Regions from separate parts of the Homo sapiens genome. Here region 1 is linked to region 2. A link is a loop called in an ENCODE intact Hi-C map of the cell type or tissue named here. Cell type or tissue: heart left ventricle. All regions are shown on one strand. Each heading gives the region's core, and the rest is flanking DNA. Links, peaks and the distances in the headings are about the cores only.

Region 1 (9,953 bases), core at 843-8,842, 170 kb before region 2:
TTTTGTGTAGCAAGTCACATGAAGGGAACTTCCTTAGAAAGACAGGTCATTAAGAGAATGAAGAAAGAAAAACTAGCAAACATTTGAGAAATTTAGCAACTGTTTTTTTTTAAATAAAGCAATTTGTTCTAATAATTATTTCCTAATCATCTTAAAATACGCTGTCATTAACGGCAGAGAAAGCTCTTTATTTCCTTTTGAATTTTAATACTGGGTAGAAATATAATTTACAATGAAAGTCAGCAGGAAAGGAAAAATACTAAAAACGAGGAGGCATAAAAAATGGAAATAGATCCCTGTAGTCAATTTTCTATCATCTATAATTTTCTATCATCTATATGTGTGTTACCCATATGCTGGGGTGGAGTGGGGAGGGGAGAGGGAGGCGCTGTGAAATACATCTGCCTCCGATCACAAAAAGATCAAATTAACATGTGAAAAGATATTCCAAGGAGCTGTGGGAGAGAAAGGCTTTTGGCTTTCACCATCTTACCTACTGGATGGGTTTGAAAGCATAAAATAAAGCTAAACTAAATTCAGGGAAACATTGATTCACCCAAGTGAATAAACAACTTACTGCATTTGCTAATCTAATTAATCAAACTCTGCTTCTCCTTTTCCAAAGGAGATTCACAGGCAGTAAAATAAATTAAATCAACATTTTTTTTTTCCCACTTACTAAAAATAAGCTTTCTTTCCCTGGGTAAATCGGTCATTTAAATTCCCAAGGCTGCACTCCCGTAGTCCTCTGGCAGGAAGCAATTGTATGGGTATAAAATCATTTCTGTGCAGATTGCAGAGCTTGGGCTCTGAGCATCATGTCTGAGTTCTGCCACCTAAACTGATGAATAAGATCAGTTTTAACTGAAGTTATCTTTAGAAACAAATGGCCTATGGATGATGTTGATTAGCAGATAAAAAAGCCTGTTACATGGATGTTTTATGAAACTTAAAACTATATTGATGGCAGGAAACAATGATTTTGGAGGAAATCCTGGAAAATTAAGGATATTTAAAGTTTGAAAACAATTGTAATTGTGAAAGTTTAGACACGGAAGTCATAAAAAAATTTCAGTTCAGTAGTTTGCAGATCTGTTACTTAATCTTTTTAGTTAACTTTAGATCAGTAGAATAAGATTTAGTTTTAGACTGTATGTATATACATACGGCAATTTTATACATACATACATTTACGTAAATACAATATACAAGGAAAAGTGAAGGACAGAGTAAACGGAGAAGAAAATGAATTAAAAGATTATAAAGTGTTGAATGACAGGCTTTATGTAAGTAAGGCAAAAATGTAACACAGGAATATCCTAGATAACAAGTTAAGTATGAGCTAAGACTGTATCGCTAGGTTTTTCATTTTTTAAAGGCGTTATACCAGGATGTGGATTTAGGAGGCCTGCAGTTTAGAATTGAGAAAGAGCTCACTGTTTATATTAAGTTCTACTCACACTTACTGCATTTCCTTGTCTTTGTCATGAATGGGCACCCTTCCAAGGAAGAACCTAAATGGAAAAGTGCTTCCAGCTGAGTTCTTAATGCTACCACCTTCGTCATCTGTCTGGTGCCCTCACCTTGAGGATCAAAGGATCCCCAAGGATTGCCTTTCCCCGCATTTCCTTCTCGGATGGACTTATTTCCGTTCTTTTTAGTTTTGTTCACCCTAGGATATTATGCTCAAAACTAATTTACATGCTCAGCTAATCTTAATTAAAATGTAAAGGCAGATCAGGGCACGATCAAATTAAGTTCTGAATATACTTGGATAGTTGGGCATCAGTTTAATGGATTAAACAGTTCTTGGAATTGCTTCTCTTTCTTGACAGTAAGTCTTAGTTTTGCTGTCATTTCTTAATAGTCCCTTTTACTTCTACTTTCAAGCTGTGACTGAACATTCTCTTTTAACTTACAGACTCTTTTGCTATCTGGAAACCCATGTCCACCTCTGACTTCCACTCAAAATTGCTTTCCTCACAGTCTGACTGCGAGAGTTGTGAAAAATTGGGATGTGCTTCTGAGGTGGGCTGTGGAATGCCATGTAAGTTGCTACTTTTTTTTTTCTGAATGCAGTGGGTATTCATGCGCAGTAGGGATGTTGGCATATCTCTGATGTTTCCTTCTAAGGCTGGTGAATCTGGGTTGTTGCTGTTGGGGTTTGTAATGTAGTCCATGTCTATTAGTGAAGACACAGAGGGCAAAATAAGCAGTTTCTTTCTTCTTTCTTTCTTTCTTTTTTTTTTTTTTTTGAGATGGAGTTTCACTCTTGTTGCCCACCCAGGCTAGAGTGCAATGGTGCAATCTCGGCTCACCGAGATCTCCTCAGCCTCCCACGTTCAAGCGATTCTCCTGCCTCCTGCCTCAGCCTCCCGAGTAGCTGGAATTACAGGCGCACAGCACCACACCCGGCTGATTTTTGTATTTTTAGTAGAGACGAGGTTTCACCATGTTGGCCAGGCTGGTCTCAAACTCCTGACCGCAGGTGATCCGCTGCCTGCCTCAGCTTCCCAAAGTGGTGGAATTACAGGCGTGAGCCACTGAGCCCGGCCAAATATATATATTTATTATTTTTATTTTTTGAGACGGAGTCTCACTCTGTAGCCCAGGCTGAAGTGCAGTGGCGCGATCTCCTTTCACTGCAACCTCCGCCTCCCAAGTTCAAGCAATTCACCTGCCTCAGCCTCTGGAGTAGCTGGGATTACAGGCGTGTGCCACCACGCCAGGCTAATTTTTTGTATTTTTAGTAGAGATGGGGTTTTACCCTGTTAGCTGGGATGGTCACGATCACCTGACCTCGTGATCCGCCCGCCTCTGTCTCCCAAAGTGCTGGGATTACAGGCATGAGCCACTGTGCCTGGCCAGGGGCCAAATATTTTTATAATAAATCCACCATCTCTATACTGTTCTGTGGTGAAATATGCTGAAGATTAAATGAAACCTTTCAAACTTGGTTATCATGGATTTGGCTGCATAGTTGGCCAAACTAGATTGGTTCCTTTTTTTTTTTGAGACAGAGCCTCGCCCTGTCGCCCAGGATGGAGTGCAGTGACACGATCACGGCTCACTGCAACCTCCACCTCCCGGGTTCAAGCGATTCTTCTGCCTCAGCCTCCCGAGTAGCTGGAACCACAGGCGCGGGCCACCACACCCAGCTACTTTTTGTAGTTTTTAGTAGAGATGGGGTTTCACCATGTTGGCCAGGCTGATCTTGAACTCCTCGTGATCCACCCGCCCCGGCCTCCCTCCTGGCATTATAGGCGTGAGCCACCGCGCCCAGCAACTAGATTGGTTTCTAAGCATTCACTTTGTGATTTGTTTCATTATCTTTAACATTCAAATTGGGGAATGACTTAACTAGATGCAGGCAAAGACAATATCTTGCTTACTATCTTTAAGGTACTGCCACCTAGATACTAGAGATACAAAGATGAGTAAGACAAAGTATGTGTTGTTCTGAAAATGGTGGTTTATCTGTTACCATTTATAATGCTGCAGTATACTTGTTTATGTCTTCTAGATTGTGAGTTTGTTTGAGGTCAAAACCATGGCAGCCAAAAATTCCACATAGAAATTTCCACTAAATAGTTTAGAACTGAAAAGATAAACCATCCCAAAGTACTTTGCATTTGGTCAAATTTTTTAATTTTTTTAATTTTTTTTTGAGACAAGGCCTCACCCTGTCACCCAGGCTGGACTGCAGTGGCACGGTCATGGCTCATTGCAACCTCTGCCTCCTGGGCTCAAGCGATCCTCCAGCCTCAGCCTCTGAGTAGCTAACACCACAGACGTGTATCACCATGCCTGGCTAATTTTTTAGTTTTTATTTTTTGTAGAGACAGGGTCTCTCTATGTTGCCCAGGCTGGTCTTGAACTCCCAGGATCAATGGATCCTCCTGCCTTGGCCTCCCAAAATGCTGGGATTACAGGTATGAGCCACCATGCCCAGTGACATTTCCTAATAGCTATTATTGTCATCACAATTACTCCTTACTAATAATACCTAATATATAGATCTTGCACATCTCTTGGCTTATGTGAGCCTTAAAATTCCATGAGGTATGGAGGGCAGCAGATACTTCTGTATCTTATTGATTTGGGCAACCTGCCCAGATAATGCATGTAATTTTTCTAAGATTATGGATTTAGTAAGTTTTGCTTAAGTGCTCAGACACAGGTTTCCTCAGTCCAGATCCATTGTGCTGTTTGATAAGCTTTTACGGCTGGGCTATTACTTGAATACTTGAAGAACATGGGAATGTTTCTGTGTGTATAAGAAAGGATATAAAATTAGCCAGGTGTGGTGGTGTGTGCCTGTAGTCCCAGCTACTAGGGAGGCTGAGGTGGGAGCGTTGCTTGAGCCCAGGAGGTAGAGGTTGCAATGAGCTGAGATCCCACCACTGCACTCCAGCCTGAGCAATACAGTGAGACCCTATCTCAAAAAAAAAAAAAAAAAAAGCATGTAGGGGAAACATTATCAACATTATCACTATTTTTACGTGTTTGGAACCGTACCTGGTAGTTGGGGTATTGGTCTTTCTTACTCTGAAACTTCTCAGGGTAAAATTTCAAATGTGTGTTGCTTATGTCTACTTTTATTTTGGCTTAATAGAGAAATTTTCTTTTCTGACATGCAGGCCTAGAGGTGAAACATGTGTGACCATGCCCTTGTACACCGGCCTCTGCTCACCTGTTTGCCTCATTTCATTAAGTTCTCCCCCATGCCATTCACTATGCTCAAGACCAGTGGTTCATCTTTTCCACCACAGGGCCTTTGCACTGCCTGGCCCTCTGCCTACAATACCATTCCCCTTTCCCCACCTCAACACCTCAACCTTGGCTTGGTTGAGTCTTATGCATCCCTTTGGACTTAGGCTAAAGGTTGCTTGGCCAGAGAAGACTTCCCAAAGAGAATGAATATTGTGCGACAACCTCAGTAAATGTTTGAATCAGGGTCCCTAATTGTAAGCGACAGAAACGGACTCTGGTTAAGCAGAAATGGAATTTATTGAGAGGATATTGAGAAGCTTGTGGTCGCCTTGGGAAGGCTGAAGAACTAGGCACATAGCTAAACGTTTCGGAAACAGTTTCCAAAACCATGGCAAAGAACTGGCCTAAAGAGGAAACCGTCACCACCTGTGCTGCCCCCTTGAGCCCTGAATGCTGTGGTTTCTTTCTTTCTTTCTTTTTTTTTTTTTTTTTTTTAAGTTGGAGTCTTGCTCTGTCACCTAGGCTGGAGTACAGTGGCGCTATCTCGGCTCACTGCAACCTCTGCCTCCCAGGTTCAAGTGATTCTCCTGCCTCAGCCTCCGGAGTAGTTGGGATTACAGGTGCCCACCACTACGCCCAGCTAATTTTTTGTATTTTTTTTTTTTTTTTTTTTGAGACGGAGTCTCGCTCTGTCGCCCAGGCTGGAGTGCAGTGGCATGGATCTCGGCTCACTGCAAGCTCCTCCTCCCAGGTTCACACCATTCTCCTGCCTCAGCCTCCCGAGTAGCTGGGACTACAGGTGCCTGCCACCACGCCCGGCTAATTTTTTGTATTTTTAGTAGAGATGGGGTTTCACCGTGTTAGCTAGGATGGTCTCAATCTCCTGACCTCGTGATCCGCCCGCCTCGGCCTCCCAAAGTGCTGGGATTACAGGTGTGACCACCGCGCCTGGCCAATTTTTTGTGTTTTTAGTGGAGGCAGGGTTTCACCATGTTGGCCAGGCTAGTCTTGAACTCCTGACCTCAAGTGATCTGCCCTCCTCAGCCTCCCAAAGTGCTAGCATTACGGGCATGAGGCATCGCACCCGACCGGTTGCTGTGGTTTCTAATGCTGCCAGGAAATCTGCCTGCTCTGAGAAGGCAGCCTTGCAACCATCACTGGCCCCCTAAGCTGGATACCATGATTGCCATCCTTACCTGTAATAAAACCATGTCAAATCCATACCGGTATGTCGCTTCCTCCTGCAAGTTGCCCGCATGTGAATCCAAGTTGTTCAAGGGTGAATCTGATTGGTGGTACTGAAGTCACCCTAGCTGCAAAGGAGACTGGAGAACGAAGTTTTCTGAGTTCTTTAATTGGAAAGTGGGACTTATTAGCTGAAAATTATCCAGCTACATCAAGGGTGTTCAAAAGGTGCTAACCAGGGGGAAAACATGACAAATATCTTCTACACTGAGACGCAGGGTTTTAATCCACCTATGGACCAACCATACTTACCTCACAGGGTTGTTATAAGGATTAAGGTAATTTACATGAAACTGCTTATTAATAAACTGTACAGAGAGCATAAGTATAAAATAATATTATTTCTCTAGTGTAACATATCTTTGACTGAAGCATAAAATCAAGTCCTTAATAAGTTGACAAATCTCCAGCTCACTTTATATGTTTTTAAAATGGTAAGGATATTCTTCTCCCCCAAAAGCCATTTTAAATATTCAAGATAAATTGAAAAAAGAAAAAAAGTACCTCTTCTATGAACGTGCTGCCCTCATAAATTTCTATCATCTTCACGTTTATTTTGTAATGGAAATATACAAACAATGCCAAGCATAGAAATTGTAGTTTAAAACATGTGAGTGGGTTTTCAGCTACTTTTGATTTGTTTCTGATTTTAAGGCTTTGTTCTAATCTACTTTTTATACTCTGGTTTCAACATGAATACAGCCCTCTTGTTTGAAAACAGACAATGGGCTTATTCAACCCTCAAGGCCCTCTACATTTGGTGTTTCTGCCACGGCCCTTGGTGGCTTTACCACATATATTATTATCTTGTAAAAAATGTAGACGTAACAGCTGAGTTGTTAGCAGAAGTCATAGTAGTTGTGTAAAAGGGTGTTAGTGTAAATGATTGTGGCAGTTGCATTAACGCTAATGCAGTGGGAATTATTCACGTATTCACTGAATGTAATCCTGGCCTTCCGTGGTGGTAAAGTTCCTCTATAGAAGAGGAGAGGTCGACATCAATGTAATTTCAGAGGAGAAACAGCCATGTGTAGAGCTATTTTCCTATTTGACAGAAATGTTTTCCAGTATAACATCAGAATTTTGAGTTATGCTACTTAACTTTCCTTTCTTGTAAATATTGAATTAAAATAAGATATTGCTAGAAAAAGTAAAACATGACCCAGCATTGCAATGCTGAAAATTGGATTATAATTCTCAGATTGTTAGATTTCTGCCATCTTATAATTTATTCAAGAATATAGAGAATTCTAACGTAAGTGTCTTCATGCACCTTCTTACTTAAGTGATACTTCATGTTACCCTGAACTGTCCTGAATTTCCAAAAATCTCATGTTGGGTTAAGAGGAATTTCCTTTCAAGATACTCTGTCTCCTCTTCAACATCTTCTCAACCCTTTTCTCCCCACCCACACATACTCACTCATTTACACTTAACCTAAAGAGGACACTGATTTTAGGACACTGGAAATCTGGAATCCTTACACTGTGTTTTAGTAAAGGTATGAGCCTGGAACTCCTGAAGGCCTTAAAAAATAGCACTGTAGTAAATAGAGCTTAGTTGGGGTAAACAGAGCACCCCGGAAAGTAGTATATTTTGGTGATTCAAAATTTATTTCACTTCTCTGATCTGTGTAAGTATTTATGTGATCTGTAAATACTTCCCAGCCATAAAAATTCTAATTTCATCTCTCAAGATACATAGTGGGCACTTGTGCAACTGTATTCAGGGAGCTGTCTGTTGGTTGGAGAGGGAGATGAAGTAGATTGAGGTGCAAATGGCATATTTAATGCCGAAGCTGTTGCTTTAATTGGTGATGTTGAAAGTCACTTGAAACCACCCCCCTAGTCCTCAAGGGAGTTCTCAGGTTACGTGTGGGTGTACTGTGAATGCCTTTTATTTTATTGACTCACTAAATTCTTAGATTACTCTTTACCATTTGATATTGACAGACCATAAAATTCTTATGGAACCTGCTCAGTAGTGACTTATAAAGAATTATCTTGTTAATAAACTCAGCATCATTTGGAATTCAAGTTTAATTAAAATGGAAAAGTAAATGATGATGTAAAGATTTTTCCTCATTTAAACTTGTATCCTTTTATTGCCTCTCTGTCTTTTCTCTAAATTCAAAGATAGATTTTATTTGACACCCATTTTTGCAAGGTGCATTTTTACAGAATCTGTTGTAGGACTTCTTCTCATTAGCTTTTAAATTATTATTATTTTTAAATTAGAGAAGGAGTTGTGAGATAGAGTCTGAGAGAGGTAAAAATGAAAAATCTATGTTATCCAGGGATTTTAGTTTTTGGGATGCTGTTTAAAGATAATGATTGTTTATGGACTCTTTAAAGATGTTTTCTCATAAGAGTTGCCAAGTAACAGATTAGTTATCTGAGGGTGGTTTGAAAGACCTTTTGAAATTGCCTGGGTGACAATACTACCTTATGGTACTTATAAAGCTCCTTTGAAGTTGGCCTTTTATATTAGAAAACCAGAAAATATTTTTCTTTTATTAAACAGAAAACAATACATGGTTCAGAGGTTAGTATTTTTTTTTTTTAGAAAAAATTACATTGGTTATTTTTGTGATTGACTCCAATTTTTTTTTTAAATCTTTCAGCCTTTGTGGGCTACTGGATTTTTCTAAATTAAGGTTCTTAGTATAATACGTTTGGCTGCTCTTGTAAACTATAGTTACGAGGTACATACTGTTATACCTCGAAATTTGAGGCCCTCTTCTTTTTTCTCTTCTGTTTCAGACACTGTGGTACAAAACCTGCAGCCCCCAAGCTTGGTTAAGAGAATTTTGGATTGAAATAAATATTGTAGGGCATGCGGCATTCCTGCACAACCCTTGTTATACACAGTCACACTGAAAGAACAGGTTAAATGGAAGGGGCTGTCAGGGGTCAGGGCTAGAAACTCACAGAGGCAGATATTGCAGTTTGGATAAGCAGGAGTTTATGAGAGTCCTCTTCAGTCCAAGCTTATCTGAGCTCACAAAGGAGATTTACGGTCTGTTGCTCTGCAAAAGCTATTTGGGCAGGCACTTTTCTTCCCAACTAGCTTTTAAGTGCTCCTGGGGCCCTCAAGCCTATTCACTTAGGCCTCTCAGATTATGAATACATAAACCTTAATGATTTTGGAGTCCCAAAGGAAGACATATTAACTGGTACATCATCAAAACATGATGCTGCTAATAGAATGGACAAATACATCGTAGGGCATCACAAATTCACCCGTTTTCTAGTAGTGACTATAATAATAAGTTTTTGCAACCCGTAAAGAACATTTATTCTGTTCTAGCATTGATAGGATGACTGATATTGATTATAAATTTATATTCAAATAGTGGAACCAGTTGTTTGATAGACATAACCTCTGAGACCAGCAGTAATGATTTTAGTTTTTAATGGTTTGACAAAATATACAAGGCATTTGATGAATACACAAGTTGGTTATTTCAAGCATCTTGGAGCTTCAGTCTTCCCATATTCAATAGTGATGTAGACCATGCAGTCTGTTCCCCCTTTACAGGTATAATTTGTCTTTCAAAATAAAAATTGTGATTGTGATTGTTACTAACACATTGTGTCTCTTAATATTCTTTAAATACTTCAATCTTTTCAAGCAACGTTTGGCATAACCTGAATTCCACTCAAAATCCCTCAGGAGAGAATAGAAACTGTCATATGAAATTGGTTATAATAGGATTTAACCTATAGAGTTCTGATTCTTTCTTCCCTTCAATTTTTATCAAGTATTTAATTGCCCACTGGATGATTTATTTTAGAATTGGCCTACTTTTTTTTTTTTTTTTTTTTTTGGCTTCAGTGCCTGTGGGCAAATGTAAATTTGCAGCTGAATTAGCAAACCAGGGATCTCTGTGTAACTTAATAACCACAACAGGGAATCAAGTAACTGATTTCCCTCTTTTTCTAGATTGGCCATGTGTGTAAGGTGGTAGAACTAGAATTAGGAGATAAGGGGGG
Region 2 (9,953 bases), core at 1,151-9,150:
TAAACCTGAAAACAGTTTGCATTTTCTGGTAATTAAATTAAAAGAAGGCGGTTGACTATCAAAAGCCCTTTTTCCTCATGTAGTAAATGAGCACATAATCTTAAAAAATAAGGTAACCTCAAATATTTTTGTCTTCAGGATTAATGGTATGTTTTGATTTTTAAACACTTCTGGGTAAAGTTTGATGAGTGCTTTTATATAATTAGGTAGCATCTTAAAACATATGATTGGTTATGTTTCTGCCTTGCAGAGTTTATGAGACGAAAGTTGGCCAAACAACAGGGCTAATTTTACTAATTAAAGTCGTGCTGCCCAAGTGGGTTAACATGATATAGATGTTTGGTTTTAATAGAGCTTGGAAAGGGTACGGAGTCCTAAAATGTTCTGTTTGGAAAGCTTTGGTCTATAAAATTTGCCTTTAATACGGCTGACGACCCTTAATTAGAATGATAAACTGTACTTGCTGGTGTGATGTCTATTTGAGAAGAAGCAATACCGGTGTGCCTAAGTGTCATTGTTTTTAGTGTATTAAGATGCCTTTTTTTCTGGGCATGGCATTTCTGAGTACCTGTCTTCTCTGCTCTGTTTCAGGTGTGAATCATGGCAATACAGTGAAAGACAGTGATTTACTGCTTTTGAGGGCGTGCATGTATATGATTAACGGATGGAAGTGCAGGACTCCAAGATTTACTTCCTTCCCTTTCCAGCAGAATTACCTGAGACGAGTGAGTAATGGGATAATTTGTAATACCACAGGCCCCTTTTCAAGGGACCAGTAATCAAAACAGGAAGATGAAACTGAGAAGATTTCAACTGGAAGAATACAACTTTTGATAATTTCTGGATATACCTCTTAATTGCAAGCAGGAGAGTCTTCAGAGTTTTCCTGTGGTGGTGGTTGTTGTTGTTGTTGTTGTTGTTGTTTGAGATGGAATTTTGCTCTTATTACCTGGGCTGGAGTGCAGTGGCATGATCTTGGCTCACTGCAACCTCCGCCGCCCCACCCCCCGGGTTCAACCAATTCTCCTGCCTCAGCCTCCTGAGTAGCTGGGATTATAGGCGCCCGCCACCATACCCGGCTAATTTTTGTATTTTTACTAGAGATGGGGTTTTACCATGTTGGCCTGGCTGGTCTCGGACTCCTGACTTCAGATGATCCACCCGCCTCAGCCTCCCGAAGTGCTGGGATTACAGGCATGAGACGCCACGCCTGGCAAACATGAGCCACCACACCCGGTGGAGATTTTCATTAAAAACGTTAGTATGTCAATCCTGGTTTCATCATGCAGACACCCTGCTAAATTTTATACATCTTTCTTCCATGCTTTCTGCTCTTGATATTCTTATATCAAGACATCAGAGAAACTTCGTGGCTTATTTGTAGAACTCAGTTTCTTTTTACAAGGTTAAAGAATTATCAAGAATTGGGAGTTGGCTGGGGGCAGTGGCTCATGCCTGTAATCCCAGCGTTTTGGATGGCCAAGGCGGGTGGATCAGGAGGTCAAGAGATCGAGACCATCCTGGCCAACATGGTGAAACCCTGTCTTTGCCAAAAAGGCAAAAATTAGCTGGGCGTGGTGGCGCACACTTGTAGTACCAGCTACTCGGAAGGCTGAAGCAGGAGAATCACTTGAACCCAGGAGGCAGAGGTTGCAGTGAGCTGAGATCGCACCACCGCACTCCAGCCTGGGTGACAGAGCAAGACTCTGTCTCAAAAAAAAAAAAAAAAAAAAGAATTAGGAGTGTTGGCTGGGTGCGGTGGTGACTCACACCTGTAATCCCAGCACTCTGGGATGCTGAGGCAGGTGGATCACTTGAGCCCAGGAGTTTGAGACCAGCCTGCGCAGCATAGCGAGACCTTGTCTCTGCAAATAATACAAAAATTAGTTGGATGTGGTGACGCATGCCTGTGATTCCAGCTTCTCTGTAGGGTGAGGTGGGAGGTGGGAGGATCACTTGAGCTTGGGAGGTTGAGGCTGCAGTGAGCCGAGATTGCACTCCAGTCTGGGTGACAAAGTGGGACACTCTCAAAAAAAAAAAGAAGTGTAATGATAAATACAGCAATATTTTTAGGGTGGGGTGGAGTGTACACAAAACGACTAGCCTGTGTTCATACTTAAAAAAAGTAACAAAGAACAAGAATTTCATACTTCATAAAAGTAAAAAAAGAACAAGAATCTGAAGGCTGTATCTGACATTTAGTGTATCATCATCACTTTGGAATTGCATGCTGTTCAGAGCTTTCCTGTTGCGCCTAATGTGATGGGGTCTTCTGACTTGTCATTGTTGATAACATTAGATTCATGAAAACTGAGTAGCACCCATGATATTTTTATGTTACAAATATTAATTTCAGCTTTGACTTTGGTGGTGGCAGTAGACTTCTCATATTAGAGATTACAATAAAATGTTAATAGTTCCAAGCTCTTCCTCCTCTCCCATCATGTCAGGTGACTAAAACATTCCCACAAATAACTGATACCTTTTTAATGGGACCTTTGGGTTCATAAGAGGTAAATATTGATGACCTTGACATTTTTTCATATGTGTACAGTTCAGGAGGCACAATGTCTCCAGATAACTAAAAGCAGGTGAACAAGTAGGTAGACAGCCATGGGCTCCCACTGATCCCCGTAATTCACAGGGGCCCTGGCCTTGCTTCTGGAGCAAAAGCATAGGCAAAGGAATCTATAAGTTTAGGTCCTGTAGGTATTTCTGTAGGCAAATCTCACTGGACTGGGTGTGTTTTAGTCTGGCATTTTAATAAGATGTTTTCTAAGGCAAATATATGAGTCTCCTCCCTTACCCCTGTGAAACTAAGGACTCTAGTACTAACTACCAGGGTAATATTGTATAGTAGCTAAGTGCTTGGGAGCCGAATTCCCAGGTTTAAATCCCAGTTCTGTCACCACTAGCAATGTGACCTTAGGTAAATTATTTAACCTCTTTCAGCTTTAATTTCCTCAGCTAGAAGATGAGGATAATAATAATACTTAGGTTTTCTTTTCTTTTTTAAATAATTAAATGAGAGCTATCCAATTGTGATTAGCATGTTAGTAAAGATTTCTGAAATATTATTCATTAACCAGCTTTCAGGTATCCTGTGCTCACAGAGACTAACCTACAAAGCTGATGAGGTCTACAGCTTAAGAAAATTTTCTATTTGGAGTATACACTCAGTTACATGAAAATTGCGTATGGAAAAAGATGAGAATGTAGCACTGATTTTGCAAAACGTTTTAGAAAGTTTTATTTCGCTGCTTGTCTTAAAAGTAATTTTTCTGGTTTTATGTAATGTGTGTATTAGAAATGGGAATATTGGAATACTTACTTCATTGTATTGTCAAGCATTATTGGTAGCCCTAATTTATATATCCATTGTGCTGCAGTTTCAGTTGCAGAACTGCCATCTGCAGGGATTATTATAGCACTTGAGGGGATGGAATTACTGCACTCTGTTTTGGATACTTTTTTCACTAAGAAGTATGGGCACCATGAGATGGTACTTACCCATCTGTCTGTTGAAGCATTTGTATGTATATTACCTGAGCACTTAGGCACACCACCGAGGGGGGATTTCAAATGGAAGGGAAAAAGGAAAAATTGAAAATAAAATAACACGATGGAAATAACAGAAGCCTCTTTGCAAAGAATACCTAAACTATTCTTAAAAGCAGACTTAACAGCCAGTACAAAACCATTCACTATTGTCTTTAAGAGACGAAGCTCAATCCACAAAGTTGAAAGTGAAGTGTGAATCTGGAAGTTTTCCAGGAAAGTCAAGCATTACAGACTTCTAGGGCTCAAATTCAAGGGAGAAAAAAAAGTCCATTTTACAAAGTAACTTCTTACATTGATTGTGAGCTGTCAATGTTTGATGGGTAGATCCTGAAACATTAACTGATTAAATTCTTCAATGCTATGCGGTCATATTGGTGGCCTCCGCTGTTCTGAGCTTCTAAATTTGTGTATCGACACATGGGAATTCACTAAATGTGCAGCAGAGAGCAGAGTGGAACATTGTGGCATCAGCTTGAAATTTCCTAAAGAGAACCAGTGGAATGATGTTGAAATCAATTGAAATATTATTTATTGATTGCCTATGTTTTATAGCACCTAATAAATTGTCCAATCCCTTAAAAACACTCCATCTGCCTAATTCTCCATTTCCAGTTGCAGCAGATACAAGGATACAAAGATACTCTGTACTGGTAGAGAGGGATGATTTCAGGTTTTCTTCACAGCACCGGGCTCCCTGACAGCTATTCTTCGTGCTTGTGCACACTCACAGTTTTCAATTTCAGTTGGGACAAGAGAAGTGTTTTTCTCCCATATTCAGTTGTCTTGGTATTTTTTACCCTGACGGCCTCCCCTACCCTCCAACACATGTGCTTCCTCAGAGCTTCTTCATCCATATGCTAAGAGTGGGGTGTGGCTTCTCAGCATTTTGTGTTTCACTGCACACCTGGAAACCTATGGGCTAATGACCCTGTGAGAATTTGGGTGGTAAGGAGGCTGCAGAGATCAGCTTCCTTTTATAGATGTAGAAACTGAGGCCTGGAGAGGTGAAGAAATTCATCTGAGATCATTCAGCCAACAAATATCAGGACAGCACCTCTAACGTCAGTGCAATTTCAGCTTTTCCACTAAGGTATACTGGGAGGAGTGCAGTGGTATGTACCGGGCTGAGTCCTGGTTAAGGGGTTATAGTGGACTGACCAAGGAGTGAAAGAAAAAGAATATAGTGGCCGGGTGCAATGGTTCATGCCTGTAATCCTTGCATTTTGGGAGGCTGAGGTGGACGGATCACCTGAGGTCAAGAGTTTGAGACCAGCCTGGCTGACATGGCAAAACCCTGTCTCTACTAAGAATACAAAAATTAGTCGAGTGTGGTGGCACATGCCTGTAACCCCAGCTACGTGGGAGGCTGAGGCAGGAGAATCGCTTGAACCTGGGAGGCAGAGACTGGTGAGCCGAGATCGAGCCACTGCACTCCAGCCTGGGCAACAGAGTGACTCTGTCTCAATTAAAAAAAAAAAAAAAAAAAAAAAAAGAACACTGAATCAGGGTTTGGGTCAGGGTTTGTTTGAGGTTGTATTAGAAGCATATCTTTCGGTCAGGAAGCATGAATATTCTCTCTCTGATATAAGCGAAAAGGAAGAGATTAAAGGCATGACGAAGATCAGGTCTTTTTAAATAGGTGTTTACTTTCTATTGAAACCACGGAACAATGAATATTTATTCATCATCAGGTAATTTGGGGTAATGGAGTATAGACAATTTCTGGTTTTACCTTCTTGCCTCTTTGGGTCCGTGCTGCCTTTTGTTTTGCTTAAAATGGGCTAAAAGAGAAAGCAACTGAAACACTTTCCAGATCTGATAACTTCCGAGATCTCAAGTGAAACCTCTGGCTCGCGTCCAAGGGTGAGGTCACACAGTCTGATATTAGTTGGATTTATGTTGGTGTGTCCACCAAAATACAGAGCAGCACACTGCCATAATTCTTGACAGCCATTTATTAGGTAGGTAGGAATGGCACTTGGGTCAGTTGTATGCTGTGTATTGCCACCCAGAAGCATAGCCGATCCATGGCCATAGGCATTTCTTTTCTTTTTCAGTTGATAGTTTTAAGTTCATGTGGAAAACGTGCCTTTGGTTTTACCTGGTTTTATGCCTTTGGCCTTATCTTTGCTCACTCATACTCTTGAATTCAGATCTGTCTGGACACGTCTGGAGGTCTGGTGTTTTGGTCTCCAACAGTTTGTTTTCATGATTGTCTGAAGTACCTCTGGGAAAGTCCTCATTCTATAGGAAGACAGTTGAATTGGATAAGAAATATCTAAAGCACAAATAGACATTGCTTATGTCTGTCAACAGATGAGAACCTGAAAAAGCCAATTTTTCAAGATGGATCCCAAGTGGCTAAGTGGGCTTAGATTTAACATAGAGTCAAGCAGCCATTTGCTGACTTGAGGCCCCACACATACTCTGAGTTCCCCCAAACCCTGGAAACCCCCACATCTTTTTAACTTTGGGACGTTGAGAACTCACCTGAACCAACCAATCAAAGCTCAGCTGTATTGACCAATCAGGGCTCAGCTGTATCAACCAATCAACAGAACTCACTTGTGTCAATCAATAGGAACTAAACAAGTTTCAGATCTTTGAATTAACAGACTCGATTGGAAACTTGGGTGGGAACATTTGCTGTAAAATCCAAACCCTCTTGTTGTTCTCTGGAATGCACCTTCCTTTTACACCAAAGCGTATTTCTCCAGTTTGCAGACTGTTCACTGAAATAAAGTCTCTTTTCTCCAAATTCCTTTTCAGAGAACTTTTGTTCACATCTTATACAAAACAGTAAGTAGCTGTTAAGTATATAGATATGGATAGTGACATTTATTAGATGCTTATTGTATGCTGTGTACCAGACATTTATTAGATGCTTATTGTATGCTATGTACCATTTTAACTGCTTTACAGATCTTCGCAGCAACGCTTTGAAGCTCGTGCTCTTATGATTTCATTTTACAAACAAGAAACTGAGAAACAGAAAAGTGAATAGGAGCTTGTACAGTCTCAAAGAGCTTACAGTGGAGTTAGAAAGTTAATACTCAACTCATTCATTCAACAAGCTGAATGCCTACTAGCAATTTGAGTTTATGAAAGTTTATGTACCTCTTTAAGGCTTGCCCAAAGGAGCTCACAATCGAATAGAGGGATGTTTATGTAAACCAAAGTTGAAAAATGTGTTAATAGACAGAAAGAGGATTCCAAGGGAAGCATGCTGCCAATCACTTGGATTACTTTCCAGTCGAACAGAATCATGTTGGAAACCTAGGGAGAATGGGCTGTGTTAAAAGTGAAAGCAAAATCTCAAGATGACTGATTTACCAAAATCTGTGTGCCACATTGAGTATGTTAAGTGGCATCAGTAACTACATCAGGGACAGGGTTGGCAGTAGAAGAGAAAGTGGCTTGTGCAGCCTTGGGAAGTGACATCACTGGGAGCTCAGCAGCTAAATCAGTATCTTGGCCATTAGCACTTTTGACACTGGTTCTCACTGGCAGATACCACTGGATGGGACCGAGCAGGAGAGGAGGAAAGTGGCAGATACTATGTGATGGCTGAGAAGCAGTGTTGATGAGCTTATTAGTCATCTCCTGGCAAGTCCATGACATTTGCTTATGTTGATGGGGGGTGTGTGGGATGGGAGGAAGAGAACTGACAATTAAGGAGGCAGAAAATTCCTAGTAACATAATCTTGCACTTCAGTTTTGTATGTGTTTTGGGACATAAATTCCAGACAGTGTGAGTTAGCAGATGAGTGTTCTAGGCATATTCCTGTGCCTCAGCTCCTCTGTAGAATGGTGCTGGCAATACAGTTTGCCTCATTGGGCTCTTGTAAGCTTTAAATAGGTTATTATACATAAAGAGCTAATAGTGATGCCTGTAGCCGTTGTCTAAGTGCTAGCTCTGATGATGGTGACAAAGAAGTAATAGCAATCAGTGGTTTAGATTAAACCATTTTAGGCATAAACTGTTCTGCTAGAATCCAAGGGGAGATTTTTTCCCATCAAGGAGACATAGCTTGTTGGGAAGATAAGACATACCCAATTGCAGAAGTAATTAATTAATTCTTTTTTTTTTTTTTTTTTTTTTTTTTGCGATGGAGTTTCGCTCTTGTTGCCCAGGCTGGAGTGCAATAGCATGATCTCGGCTCACCACAACCTCTGCCTCCTGAGTTCAAGTGATTCTCCTGCCTCAGCCTCCCGAGTAGCTGAGATTACAAGCATGTGCCACTACACCTGGCTAATTTTGTATTTTTAGTAGAGACGGGTTTTCTCCATTTTGGTCAGGGTTGTCTTGAACTCCCAACCTCAGGTGATCCACCTGCCTCAGCCTCCCAAAGTGCTGGGATTACAGGTGTGAGCCACTGCGCTGGCCGAATAATTAATTCTTAACATCTAATTTCCTACCTGTGCACACTTATCCAGCCCAGGATTACCTTTTAGTACCTCTTCTTATGCATCCTCATTCTCTCTAGCCATGCCAGATGACCCCAGAGACCTAGATTAGGTTCTCTTATGTGTTCATGCATTCACATAAGCCATTGTAATCAGTCTAGAGTTCCTTTCTCCTTTGATCTGCCTGTTGAAATGGACATCCTTTCTGCAAAATCCTTCATATTACCCGCCCTAGACCCTCAGTTAATTCAGCTGTCACTGCATTGCCATGGTGCCCTGAACATGCCTTTTGGAAAATTGTTTTACCTGCGTATTTCTCTACTAGATTATGAACTCCCTGGGAGAAATTTATATATATTTTCATATTTCAGATTCGATGTAGTTGCCTTATGGAATAAATGAGTGAATATTTTTCTAACTCCATGGTAAACTGTTTTGAGACTGGATCTGTTAATTTTTCTGAGGCTGTTTTTTTTTTTTTTTGGCCTATAAAATGGGTTATTTATAAGCAGGAAGTACAGTGGTTAGAACAAAATGATAACTCACTGAATGTTGGTTATTTCTATGAACATAACTTTCAAATATTTGTATTCAGTCCAAACATTGTTTGGATTACATTAAGGTAACAAAAATGGCTACTTTTTATGTTCTGTTCTTCCTGAACTCTTAACTTCCCTGATTTATGAAAGGACTCTTCCTCCACTCCTCTCAGACATGCTTCCCTGGGGCCATTTACCTCCCACTAAAAATCAAATGAAGCTAATCTCCCTGGCTTGATATTGATTCCATCTAGTCCAGAGAGAATATGCTAATCACCTTTGCTAAGTGCTTTCTGGCTAAAGGTGTAAAAGCCTGATTCCATTTGAGGGGAAAAAATTGAAATTTCTGTCTTAAAATTTGTGATTATGGAATTTGCATTTTGAAAGGCGATAGTAGCTCAAATTTAACGAGCCATTTGTAGTGGATTGAGCATAAATTTTCATGGCTCGTTTGGATAAAAACTACACCAAGGCATAGATTTCTATGACTATAGTATTTAATTTTGTTAAATTCAATTTAATGCCTACAAAAATAGTGGAAATCCCTTTTTTCTCCTCTATCAGTGGCATGTTTTTTGTACATGTTTAAAGCTACTCATTTTCAAAAAGCAAAGACCATTTTAAAGACTGCTACTTAAGGCTGTCAGGCTGCCTCAGTTTCTTCGTCAATGAGTCTAACCTAGGCCACCTGCATACTTCCCTGGAGTGTTTAGATGAATGGCTCTGAGCTTGTAAAGTACTTTGAATTTCCTGGATGAAAGGGTCCCTGTAAGTACAGGTCTTATGAAGGTATTATAGCTGGGCTTTTAAAACTGCCGCACAGCCTGTTTTGCAAGAACACTAATGCACTTCTGGGTTTAGAGTTGTAAAAAGATGTGTGTTCAGAAGCCTCAGGCTTCGTCTTGTGCGGTTCCTGAGGCATGTGCCGCTGCTTGTTTACTTCTAGCATAGATTGTCTCCACACTACAGGGATGTACAGGTGTGCACTTGCACAGCGACCATCTGGGCTTAGGATCACCTAGGATCACATTTGGCTGCCGTGGTATTGAGGAGAAAACACAGGTTGCAAGGAGAGAGGACGGGCTGTTCCTGGCCCCATGGCCTCAACTCTTGGGATCCTCCAGGATTTCTGTAATCACGGTGGGGAAGCACGCACAAAAGTGCTCTGAAGTGGTTGAAGTGAGGGAGGGGTTCGCCCTAGGTACCGATGCTTGGATTATGAAGAACTGGGTTTGGGTTCTAGCTCTTCCAGCTCCTAGCCCTGTGCCCTCAGGCAGGTCAGCTGCCCTGAGCCTCAGTTTCTCTGATGGGCAGTCTTGCCCCTAACATTTGTGGTGCCCGGGGCTAGAATGTGAATGCAGGACCACATACTCTGTATGTAAATATTTAAAAGTTACAAATCAAACAAAAAAGTGTCAAAACATGTTTGGAAATTTTTCTGTTCTG

Evidence for each region. Peaks named below come from ENCODE experiments on the same cell type or tissue, not always from the same donor. Only the 100,000 strongest peaks of a DNase experiment are listed, where the experiment ranks them.
Region 1: a loop joins it to region 2, with 1.9 times the contacts of the local background. A loop is called at or near these places in 5 of 110 quality-filtered maps.

Annotation. Positions count from the first base shown.
Region 1 is chr6:21,740,996-21,750,948 of GRCh38, forward strand. The region is part of intron 2 of CASC15 (cancer susceptibility 15); the gene reads left to right. Among named protein-coding and RNA genes, the nearest start is that of CASC15, 80 kb to the left of the region's middle. RefSeq lists enhancers at 1-578, 579-1,502. In heart left ventricle, for the core only: no CTCF peak of the experiment used is centred there; no DNase peak of the experiment used is centred there.
Region 2 is chr6:21,908,879-21,918,831 of GRCh38, forward strand. CASC15 (cancer susceptibility 15) reads left to right here. Exons shown (of 12, transcript NR_015410.2): 5 at 592-725. Among named protein-coding and RNA genes, the nearest start is that of NBAT1, 230 kb to the right of the region's middle. RefSeq lists an enhancer at 5,329-5,378. In heart left ventricle, for the core only: no CTCF peak of the experiment used is centred there; a DNase peak (open chromatin) is centred at 5,413; H3K4me3 peaks cover 294 bases.